Linked DNA regions of Homo sapiens: region 1 is linked to region 2. Evidence: chromatin contacts called from ENCODE Hi-C or POLR2A ChIA-PET data. All regions are on one chromosome and are shown on one strand. Each heading gives the region's core, a stretch centred on a gene start or an enhancer-like site at or near the end of the contact. The rest is flanking DNA. Distances are from core to core; before and after follow the strand shown. Region 1 holds the start of LINC01010 (long intergenic non-protein coding RNA 1010). Region 2 has its middle 40 kb from the start of LINC01010.

The links. Hi-C counts contacts between places; a loop is a spot of excess contacts on that map. ChIA-PET counts read pairs that join two places held with the same protein, here RNA polymerase II (POLR2A). Pooled maps may share reads with other maps.
Region 1: a loop to region 2 is called in a map with no recorded cell type, with 3 times the contacts of the local background. The contact joins the promoter of LINC01010 here to the enhancer-like site in region 2. A Hi-C loop is called at or near these places in 2 of 168 maps with a recorded cell type or tissue (CD14-positive monocyte and mammary epithelial cell), 2 of 37 single-sample maps with no recorded cell type and 7 of 50 pooled maps. POLR2A ChIA-PET finds 5 or more read pairs at or near these places in 11 of 52 experiments (BJ, CD4-positive, alpha-beta memory T cell, CD8-positive, alpha-beta memory T cell and 6 more).

What each region holds. Positions count from the first base shown.
Region 1 is chr6:134,435,977-134,440,711 of GRCh38, forward strand. It overlaps LINC01010 (long intergenic non-protein coding RNA 1010), which reads left to right and starts at 1,740. Exons shown (of 3, transcript NR_038217.1): 1 at 1,740-1,905. The region is part of intron 4 of CT69 (cancer/testis associated transcript 69); the gene reads right to left. RefSeq lists enhancers at 1-1,125, 275-569, 1,727-1,786.
Region 2 is chr6:134,395,215-134,400,291 of GRCh38, forward strand. No RefSeq gene overlaps it. Among named protein-coding and RNA genes, the nearest start is that of LINC01010, 40 kb to the right of the region's middle. Within about 2 kb of position 3,382, at least 2 of the 41 ENCODE cell types and tissues checked have a DNase peak (open chromatin) inside an H3K27ac peak, as active enhancers do; they include CD14-positive monocyte, where a contact is called at or near this core.

The DNA.
Region 1 (4,735 bases), core at 490-2,989, 39 kb after region 2:
AAATGAGAAAACCGAAAGTCAAACAAAGTCATCAGTGGGCAGATTTTTATATACTTCAGCCTTAGGTTTCCTTGGTAATAACCCTATCTGGCAACTACTACTTATTCCTACATAGATCTTAAGAACACAGCTCTCTGGAGTCTCCTCATACCTATTTGAATAACGAGGTGTATGTGTCCTCATACAAGAGCACATTCACTTCCACCTATGCACACCCTCGAGAAGAGAAAGGAATGGAATATTTTTGTTTTTATTTGTAGCTAAAACAAGATTTCACTGTTTACTAGTTTCTAAATACCAAAACAATGATGGGATTCTGTCATCTTCCTGGTCACTTACTGCTCATCGCTCACTGTGTGGGGAGTGCAATGAGTCAGTGGCAAATGCTCTGCAGACACGCCCCTTGTTCATCTGAAACGCACAAAGGAGGGGTGGGCTGTGTGACTAAGCCTGTGTGTGGATTCTTACAGTAAGTTATGTTTCTGAGAAACAGGCACTAACAATAGCTCATTTAAAAAACAAAACACAACGAAATAAGCACCATTACAATTGGTGAAAAACATGTTTAATCTTTTGCCTAAGAAAGTTTTGATAGCCCAACATAATTGAAATGGTGGCTATGCATCGTTCCACCCTAGTTACTCTTAACGGCATGTTTTGAGTCACCAAACGTGCGTCCTGCTCAGCCTTGCCCAGGCAACTGTGAACGACAGCCCTTTCCAGAGGACCTCAGAATGACAGGGGCATGTCACAGCACCTTCCTTTCTTCCAAGAAATGCCAGGTCACAGGGGGTGTTCACTTATTCTCAAGTGACATTCTTGTCCTTAAAATATTTTTTTCCTCCATTATGGTTGTGACAATTGTTAGCATAAATATTAGCCTGAAAGAAGGACAATTCTTATGAAGCCCAAATTGGGTTTAAGTTATAAGTAACAGTTGTGTTTTTAAAAAATAACTCATCCTCATCATACAACCAGATAAAGTAGAAATCAATTGTCATATAAGATATACAAAATTTGGGTATAAATAAAAAGATAACAACTGGATTAAAATGATCCTTTGCCATATTTTACTCTCTTGGAAGTGAACTCTGAGCATACATATAATGATATGCCTAAAAAGTGTCAATGACACAGCTATTTTCAATGAAATTAAGGAAATAAAAGACCCAAAATGCTCATACTTAAGATTTGTTAAACCTTATCCCTGGTCAACATTCTATGCAGATCTGAAACTGAAACTATTGCAAAATGATGCAAGACTGTAAGTACTCTCTGGAGTTTGGGTGCATTATTTTTGTAATTCCTTTTATGTAATGGAACTATTTCTTTTTCCAGGGCCATATAAACACCTGAAGAGAGGACGATGTCAGGTCGACAGATTGTGGAATTTAGATTCAGCACCTAAGCTATTTGAGGTTGACACTCACTGAAATCTTGAGTGTTTGCACCTGCTGTGGAATAAGTCATTGTCCTTGGACACCTTACAAGGTGGAGTTTGTGCACATTTGGGAAGAAGGAGGCGGCTGGCAGAGTGACTTCCTTATCGACCCACTCACCAGCATCTCCATCTCCCTCAGGGGGTGCTGTCCACCCACCGTGTTTTGTTTACATCAGTAGCAAAGACATATGAATCATCTTCCACTTTTTAGCTATGAATGAAGAAGTAACCTCTGACACCCACTAGTGCGACTGGCCCTTACATGCTGGTATATGTCAGACTCTTAGCATCACTCTCATTTCATACTGCTGTTGATGATGTGAATTTTGGAAATATTCTCCCCTATTGGGTCTTTCTCCATGACAGATGATGTCCTTTGGCTTCGGTTTTTTGCCTAAGAACTGTAAGTGGTGCTTGCTAGCCCTACTAAGAATCCTGCCATTGTTGCAAATTTCAGAAAAAAGGTAATGCATTTAAGGAACTTTTCCCTTTGTTACAATTATTTTCTTTCTATATTAAGTAGCTTATAATTAGGATAAAGAGATTACAGAAACAGGGATGGAGAAGGACGGGTTGAGGGGAGGAGAGAGAGTGCTGGAGAGACAATATCATCACTAGGAAAAGACATGAGTAAAAAAATAGCGCAAACAAGAATTATGCTCCTCAAAAAAGAGCTTTCTGGTCACCTTGCAAGGATTCTATAAAAGTTACAGGTTACAATCGAAATAAGTAAAATATTTAGTTAACAAGGAAATGTGCATCGTGCACATAATTACTGAAAGTTATTACCAGTCACTGTGGTAGGAACTGGGGATTAGAGAGAGAACGGATCTGTAGTTCTAGCCTCAAGGAGTTACTGTTTAGCATTAGAGGCAAAATGAAAAAGTACTCATTGTTTCTGCCCATGTTTGCAAAAAGGGGACAAGTTATTGGTCCCCAAAGTAAATGAGATAATGAGAAAAAACTTCAGGGAAAAAACTGAGAATACTATAGCTGATTAACTTACTGTTTAGTTCTCTTAAAAATATCTACCTTCTTATCATTATAATTCTGGAATGAAAATCAGGAGGACTGCCTAGTACTGCCAATTCTGACAGTGATCTGGTAAGACATTTTCAATTATTTCCTCTGTAAATGTTTTAATATCAGATTAGAAATGTGTTTCTACTTTCTAATTTGTAACGTAAGACTTCAAAATCTGTTTGAAAACTACTGTAGAAAGTCTGTGTTGAAGGATAAAATTCCCCGATATTTTAGAATGGACTCTTTGCATTCAATTAATTTATTAGTTAAAGACAGTGATTAATGCATCCTAAAATATTTAGGGATGTAGTCTTTTCTAATTATTTCACTATAGCATAGAAGAATTGCTATTAAGAGTTGGCCAACAGGCCAGGTGCAATGGCTCATGCCTGTAATCCCAGCACTTTGGGAGGCTGAGGCTGGATCACTTGAGCCCAGGAGTTTGAGACCAGCTTGGGCAAAATGGCAAAACTCTGTCTCTGCAAAAATACAAAAATCAGTCAGGCATGGTGGCTTGTGCTTGTAGTCTGAGCTACTCAGAGTTGGGGGCTGAGGTGGGATTCGCCCGGGAGAAACGAATAGAGAGGTCTGGGTATGCAGGGATATAGGGTCAGGTTACCAAGTTAGCTGAGCACATCGGGTCCCCTGTGGATATTGCCACTTCAAAGAGGCTCAAAAGCTCTGAAATTTTATGAAGAATTTTCTCAGGTTTGGCAGATACGAAACTGTTGAACACTGTTAGAGAAAAATGGGGAAAAGTAAACTAAGGCCTATCCAAATTATTATTTTGAATTGCGTAGCTCAAGATGATTTGACCATCACATTAAATTTGTCCAATTAATTTGTCACATTAAATTTGCCAAATTAAAAGTGTATCATGTAGTGACTGATAGTAAACTAAGTACATGAAATTATGGGCATTCAGAAGATTTTTAAAGAACTGATTGGTTTTACTTTGGAACAGTAACAATGCAGTGAGGCATCTTGGGACAAAGATTGGAAGAGGAAGAAAGCCAGAGAATTGAGCCTGACATTTGGGAGCCACTTTTCCCCTTGAACAACAATAATAATGGCCCTTAGGCTTTCTGCGGAAAGGAGGGTGTTTGTTTAAAAAACAAAAAGACAGAGACATATACAGAGACAGAGAAAAAGAAGAAAGGAAAAGCAAAAAGATTCCAGAAATAAAGGGGAAAATATAACCCTTACCATGGAGGAAAATTACAATTCACTTGGATTAACCATAAGAAGATTAAAAAGTCATATATTGACCAATTTTAATGTTTTCTGGAAGAAGAAACACACCTTTTCACACTGTGAGCTGTACAGAAGCCGACTCTGTGGTTTTTGGTGTGTAAAAACATATAGTAATAATAATTATACCACTTTACACCTTTATGGTGTTTTGGGTTTACAGATTCTCCATACAGTTAATCTATTTTGGGTTTACAGATTCTCCATACAGTTAATCTATTTTGATCTTCATACCAAACCTATTCTAAATTGGGGTTTAGAGGAGGTGTGAGGCTGACAAAAAGATGTTCTGCTTTTTGTTCAGGACCTGTGCTCAGGGCTGTGTTCTCATTTTGAGGTTGGATTTTGTACACTCACATTTTCATTTATCTCTCTAGTGCTCAAGATATTCACAAACTTTTTCACTGTCAGGGATGCATAAAAGAACAATACTTTATTAGAGCTATATTCTAAGCCAACTGGGTCGTCGTACCTTAGATTCAAAGTTAGATTATGGCTCAAAATGAATCCTTAGCGTATTTCTGGTGTTCAAAAAGAATAGGTTGAAGCCGAGACGGGTGGATCACTTGAGGCCAGGAGTTCGAGACCAACCTGGCCAACATGGCAAAACCCCGTCTCTACTAAAAACACAAAAAATTAGCCAGGCATGGTGGCGTGCGCCTGTAAATCCAGCTACCTGAGAGCCTGAGGCAGAAGAATCGCTTGAACCTGGGAGGTGGAGGCTGCAGTGAGCCGAGATCATGCCATTGCACTCTGACCTGGGTGACAGAGTTGGACTATGTCTCAAAAAAAAAAAAAAAAAAAAAAGAATAGGTTATTTTATATTTCCTGAATTACATGTAGTTGTAATGCCTTGCTCAGGATCTTGCCTATAGTGGCAAAGAAATATTGCTTAAAATCGACTCTTGAATTACACTAGCATTCTGTAGGCACCATATCAAACATCTAGGACAGGGGTCCTCAATCCCCAGGCCGCTGACCGGTACCAGTCTGTGGCCTGTTAGAAACCAAGCCACACAG
Region 2 (5,077 bases), core at 2,132-4,631:
GAAGATTATGATATTACAACATGAGACTTAGCCCAGCATCATGGCAGCAGGTAAACAAAGGTAGCTTTTCAGTGGCAAATTAAATGAGTTAATTATACAAATATTAGCAATTGGATGACTAACCCAAACATCAGAATGATGTTTTTGCCTTGAAAAAACCTTTCTCACACAGTAAGTTTTCTTTTGCCAGAATGGAGTCAGGCTAAAATTTCCAAGGTCATAGAAGACTTTATGTGTACCATATTAAAAAAAACAAAACAAAACAAAACAAAAAAAACAACAACAGTTTAAAAGCTACTTCCTATACTCATTTATTTTATCCGTAAGTCAAATTTCCTACGATCATGCAACAAACTATTGGTTCCAGAAGTTGATCCGAAATTGGGAGAGGATTGGTTTAGTGACAGTTTCCTCTCTTTCTCTGTAGGTTACTCCAGGAGTGTTCCAGGGATCAAGGCAGGACCAGGACCAACCTGGGGAAGGCTAGGGCCTCATGTCTTTTCTTCTCCTGCTTCTCAACTCTAGGAGACCAGACATAAGATGTTAACATAGAATAATTGCACTAACACTGAATGGATTTATAAAAAATTAAAATGAAGTCAGAATTTTTCTCTCTAGTACTAATAAAGAGAACACATGGAAGGTTACAACATCAGCTTAATCCTAAGGCTGGCTTCAGTGGGGGCTATGAGAAGGCTGATGCATTGAATGCCTTCCATTTCTTTCTTTTTCTCACCTTCTCCAACCTCCTCTGTGCCCTGCTCAGACAAACAGCACCTCCTTCCCACTTCCCACCTCTCCTCTGCACTTGGTAGGGTCAGATTTATAAGCAGAAGCAGACCTTGTCACCTTTTCTTTTCTTTCTTTTTCTTTCCTTTCTTCCTTCCTCCCTCCCTCTCCCCCGCTTTCTTTCCTTCCTTCCTTCCCTCCTTCCTTTCTTTCTTTTATTTTCTTTCTTTCTTCTTTCTTTCTTTCTTTCTTTCCTTCTTTCTTTCTTTCTTTTTTTCTTTCTTTCTTTCTTTCCTTTCTTTCCTTTCTTTCTTTCTTTCTTTCTTTCTTTCTTTCTTTCCTTCTTTCTTTCTTTCTTTTTTTCTTTCTTTCTTTCTTTCCTTTCTTTCCTTTCTTTCTTTCTTTCTTTCTTTCTTTCTTTCTTTCTTTCTTTCTTTCTTTCTTTCTTTCTTTCTTTCTTTCTTTCTTTCTTTCTTTCTTTCTTTCTTTCTTTCTTTCTTTCCTTCTTTCCAGGGTCTCTCTGTGTTGCACAGGCCGCAGTGCAGTGGCGCAATCTCAGTTCATTGCAAGCTTCGCCTCACAGGTTCAAGTGATTCTCGTGCCTCAGTCTCCTGAGTAGCTGGGATTACAGGCATGCACCACCACTTCTGGCTCGTTTTTGTATTTTTAGTAGAGATGGGGTTTCAACATGTTGGCCAGACTGGTCTTGACTTTCTGGCCTCAAGTGACCCGCCCGCCTCAGACTCCCAAAGTGCTGGGATTACAGGCATGAGCTGCTGTGCCTGGCCTCTTGTCACCTTTTCTGATTTTTCCTTGGTGGCTCTCTAAGGAGAAGGCCCCAAATGGACTCAAGAGCAGAAAAGACAACCGATTCTAGGGCCACATAGAGACGCTTTAGACAATTAAAACTCCTGGATTGAAGAGTGTTGACACAGAGACACAGATTCCAGCTGCACTGCCCCGCCTCAGCCTTGGGAAATTCTCTGGATGATTATATAGGATTGAGCTGCTCCTTCTGGGGGATCACAGAAAATCCAGATGCAGGTGCATTCAGGCCCAAACTTGTGAGAGAGGCAAATGGTGGCCACCCTCCCCAGGCACTTTAGCCGCTTCTCACTGAGCTTGCCCCAACTTGGCCATGCCGCTGTCTCACGATCCCTCTCCACTCTGCCACTGTCATCCCCCTTGCCCCTCATTTTTCCACACCCATCCTCTCTCATGAAGCTTTTCACATTCTTCCTTCAAAAGCTATTGCTTGTTGTGTGATGTGAGTGAAAATAACTTCTACCACCACAACTCAGTCCTGCAGGCTTTTTGTCACTTACTGAAGCAATTAAAGGCTAATAGCACTTGTTTGTGTTTCCAGAGCAGAGCATAGAAGTGCATATCTGTAGTCCCTAAAGTCAGCTCATGCAGGACAGAGTATTCTGGACACACAGCACGAATCGGAAGAGCTGTGGAATCAGTTTGGGAAAATGTTGAATTGCATATAAGAGGAGGAGATTTAACATCTGCGCATGTTTTCTCTAGTACTATCTGTCTATCTGTCTATCTATCTATCTATCTATCTATCTATCTATCTATCTATCATCTATCTACCTACTTACTTATCTACCTACCTACCTACCTACCTACTTATCTACTTACCTATAAATGAATAATAGCTGCTGGTGGGTAACTGTGGCTCTTTGTTTTCATGTAAAGAGCATATTTCAGAGAAGTGGACTTGTTTCACTTTTTTTTTTTTTTTTTTTTTTTTTTTTTAGGTCCTAAATGTAGCTTCTAGGAGACTTAGTTTAGGGGAAGTAAAGAAAATGATGTTAACTGTGGATCACTGGGCCCTCAGGGCAGATGCCCACCCATCTGGATACCGGAGATAGCACCTGCTCCTAGTTTCATGGCCGATTTTGCCTGCGTCTGCTTCACTGGTTGTACCCATGGGTGGTGACTTCTTCAGAAAGTGATCTCATAACCTGTTTGCACATTGTTTTGGAAGTAAACGTTGCCAGAGATTAAAGTATTAAATGTAATCTTACTTACCCTTCTAGAGGACATTGCGGCAAAAATATTCTTCCAAAGGGATGCCTGATATTACAGATGGATCCAGGTTTTGTAGGGCCTATGTTTATGCAATTTTGTAGAACTTCTTTAATAAAAAGTATATAAAAAGTTGATTTCATAGAAGTAAAAAGTAGTATAGAAGATACCTGAGGCTGGGAAGGGTAAGAGGAAGGAGGATGATGAGAGATTTTTGAAAGGATACAAAGTTACAGCTAGATAGGAGAAACAAGTTCCAGTGTTTTATTTCACTGTAGGATGACTATAATTAGTAATAATATGTAGTGTCAAATGGCTAGGAGGATATCAAATGTTCTCAACACAAAAAATAATAAACGTTTGAGATCTGATCACTAAACATTACATGTACAGCACTATGTACCCCATAAATGTGTACAATCATTATACATCAATTAAGAAATAAAAGAAAAAAGAAAAAGTATTGATACGGTTTGATTCTGTGTCCCCATCTAAATTTCATCTTGAACTGTAGTCCCCTTGTGTCAGGGTAGGGACTTCCTGGGAGGTGACTGGATCATGGGGGCGGTTTCCCACACGCTGGTCTCATGATAGTGAGTGAGTTCTCATGAGATCTGGTGGTTTAAAAATGTTTGGCAGTTGTCGCTTTGCTCTTTTTCTCTCCTGCCACCATGTAAGACGGCCTCACTTCCCCTTTGCCTTTCACCATGACTGTAAATTTCCTGATGCCTCCCCAGCCACGTGGAACTGTGAGTCAATTAAACCACTTTCCTTTATAAATGACCCAGCCTCAGGCAGTTTTTTATTGCAGTGTGAAAATGGACTAAGATAAGTATATAAAAGTCGTTATAAAAGTAAACATTTATTTAGAGTTAGAAAAGAAATCTCAACATATTACAATTTAAAAATATGACAAATACTACAAACATCACAAAATCCAGAAAAACCGTAATATTTATTATTAACTAACGGCTTGATTCACCTCTACAATACTTTCTTACTTACATATTTTGGCAGCATACTTTGATTTTTCTGTTAACGTGTTGGCTTTAAAAAATCATTTTCCATGAAGAAAATAGAAATGTAATTCAATCTTATAGTACGCTTGACTTATATTTATTATTTATTGTTGATAATTGGAAAGAATAAAATATTCAACTCACAGAGATATATATTTTGTTTGTAGTATTGCTAAAGGTTTGTGCTCCACAAAAGAAGAAATTCTGATAACTTCTATTTTACGTGATAACCATTAAGCAAAGAAAAGCAAATGGCCAGGTACAGTGGCTCATACCTGTAATCCCAGTACTTTAGGAGGCGAAGGCAGGAGGATAGCTTGAGCCTAGGAGTATAGCTTGAGCCCAGGAGTTCGAGATCAATCTGGGCAACATAGTGAAACCTCATCTCTATTAAAAAAATACAAAACTTAGATGGGTTTGGTGGTATGTGCCTATGGTCCCAGCTACTCAGGAGGCTGAGGTGGGAGAATTGCCTGGGCCCAGGAAGTTGAGGGAGCAGTGAGCTGAGATCATGCCACTGCACTCCAGCCTAGGTAACAGAGTGAAACCCCATCTCAGAAATAAATAAATAAGAAAAGCAAAGAAATATGTTTCAGTTATTAAATATATGTCATTATCAAGTATGTTCCTAAGAAGAGAGAATTTCCAATTAGACTAGACATCATGAGAACGGGATCTTCCGCTTAATCTTTTTTTTTTTTTTTTTCTTTGAGCTAGGGTTTCTCTCTGTTGTCCAGGCTGGAGTGCAGTGGTGTGATAATAGCTCACTGCAGCCTCAACTTCCCAGGCTCAAGCAATCTTCTCACCTCAACCTCCTGAGTAGCAGGGCCTATAAGGCAGGCACCACTAGACCTGGCTAATTTTTGTATTTTTCTGTAGAGACAGGGCCTCACCTTGTTGCACCACCTGGTCTCAAACTCCTGGGCTCAAATGATCTGCCTGGCTCGGTCTCCCAAAGTGTTGGGATTACGAGCGTGATAGTCAGTAGTCCCTACAGTCAGCTCATGCAGGACACTGTGAGCCACTGTGCCCCGCCTAAAATTTTAAACATCTGATAATCGGGAGAAATTTTCCATGGACTAGCCCTGGCTCCATATGTCTCAAACCTTGTGTGTCCTCCGTGGTTGGTAACCTTGTGGTGCCAAGCACTACTAGGAACATTCGCAGTGAGGCAGCCTCTGGCCCAGCACTTTCATGTCTCAGTGCTGGCTGGGTGGGCCCAGTGGATAGTCAGAGCCTGCCTAGGAGCCACTCCTACACTAGGACAACTGGCATTAACCACGTGGAAGTGA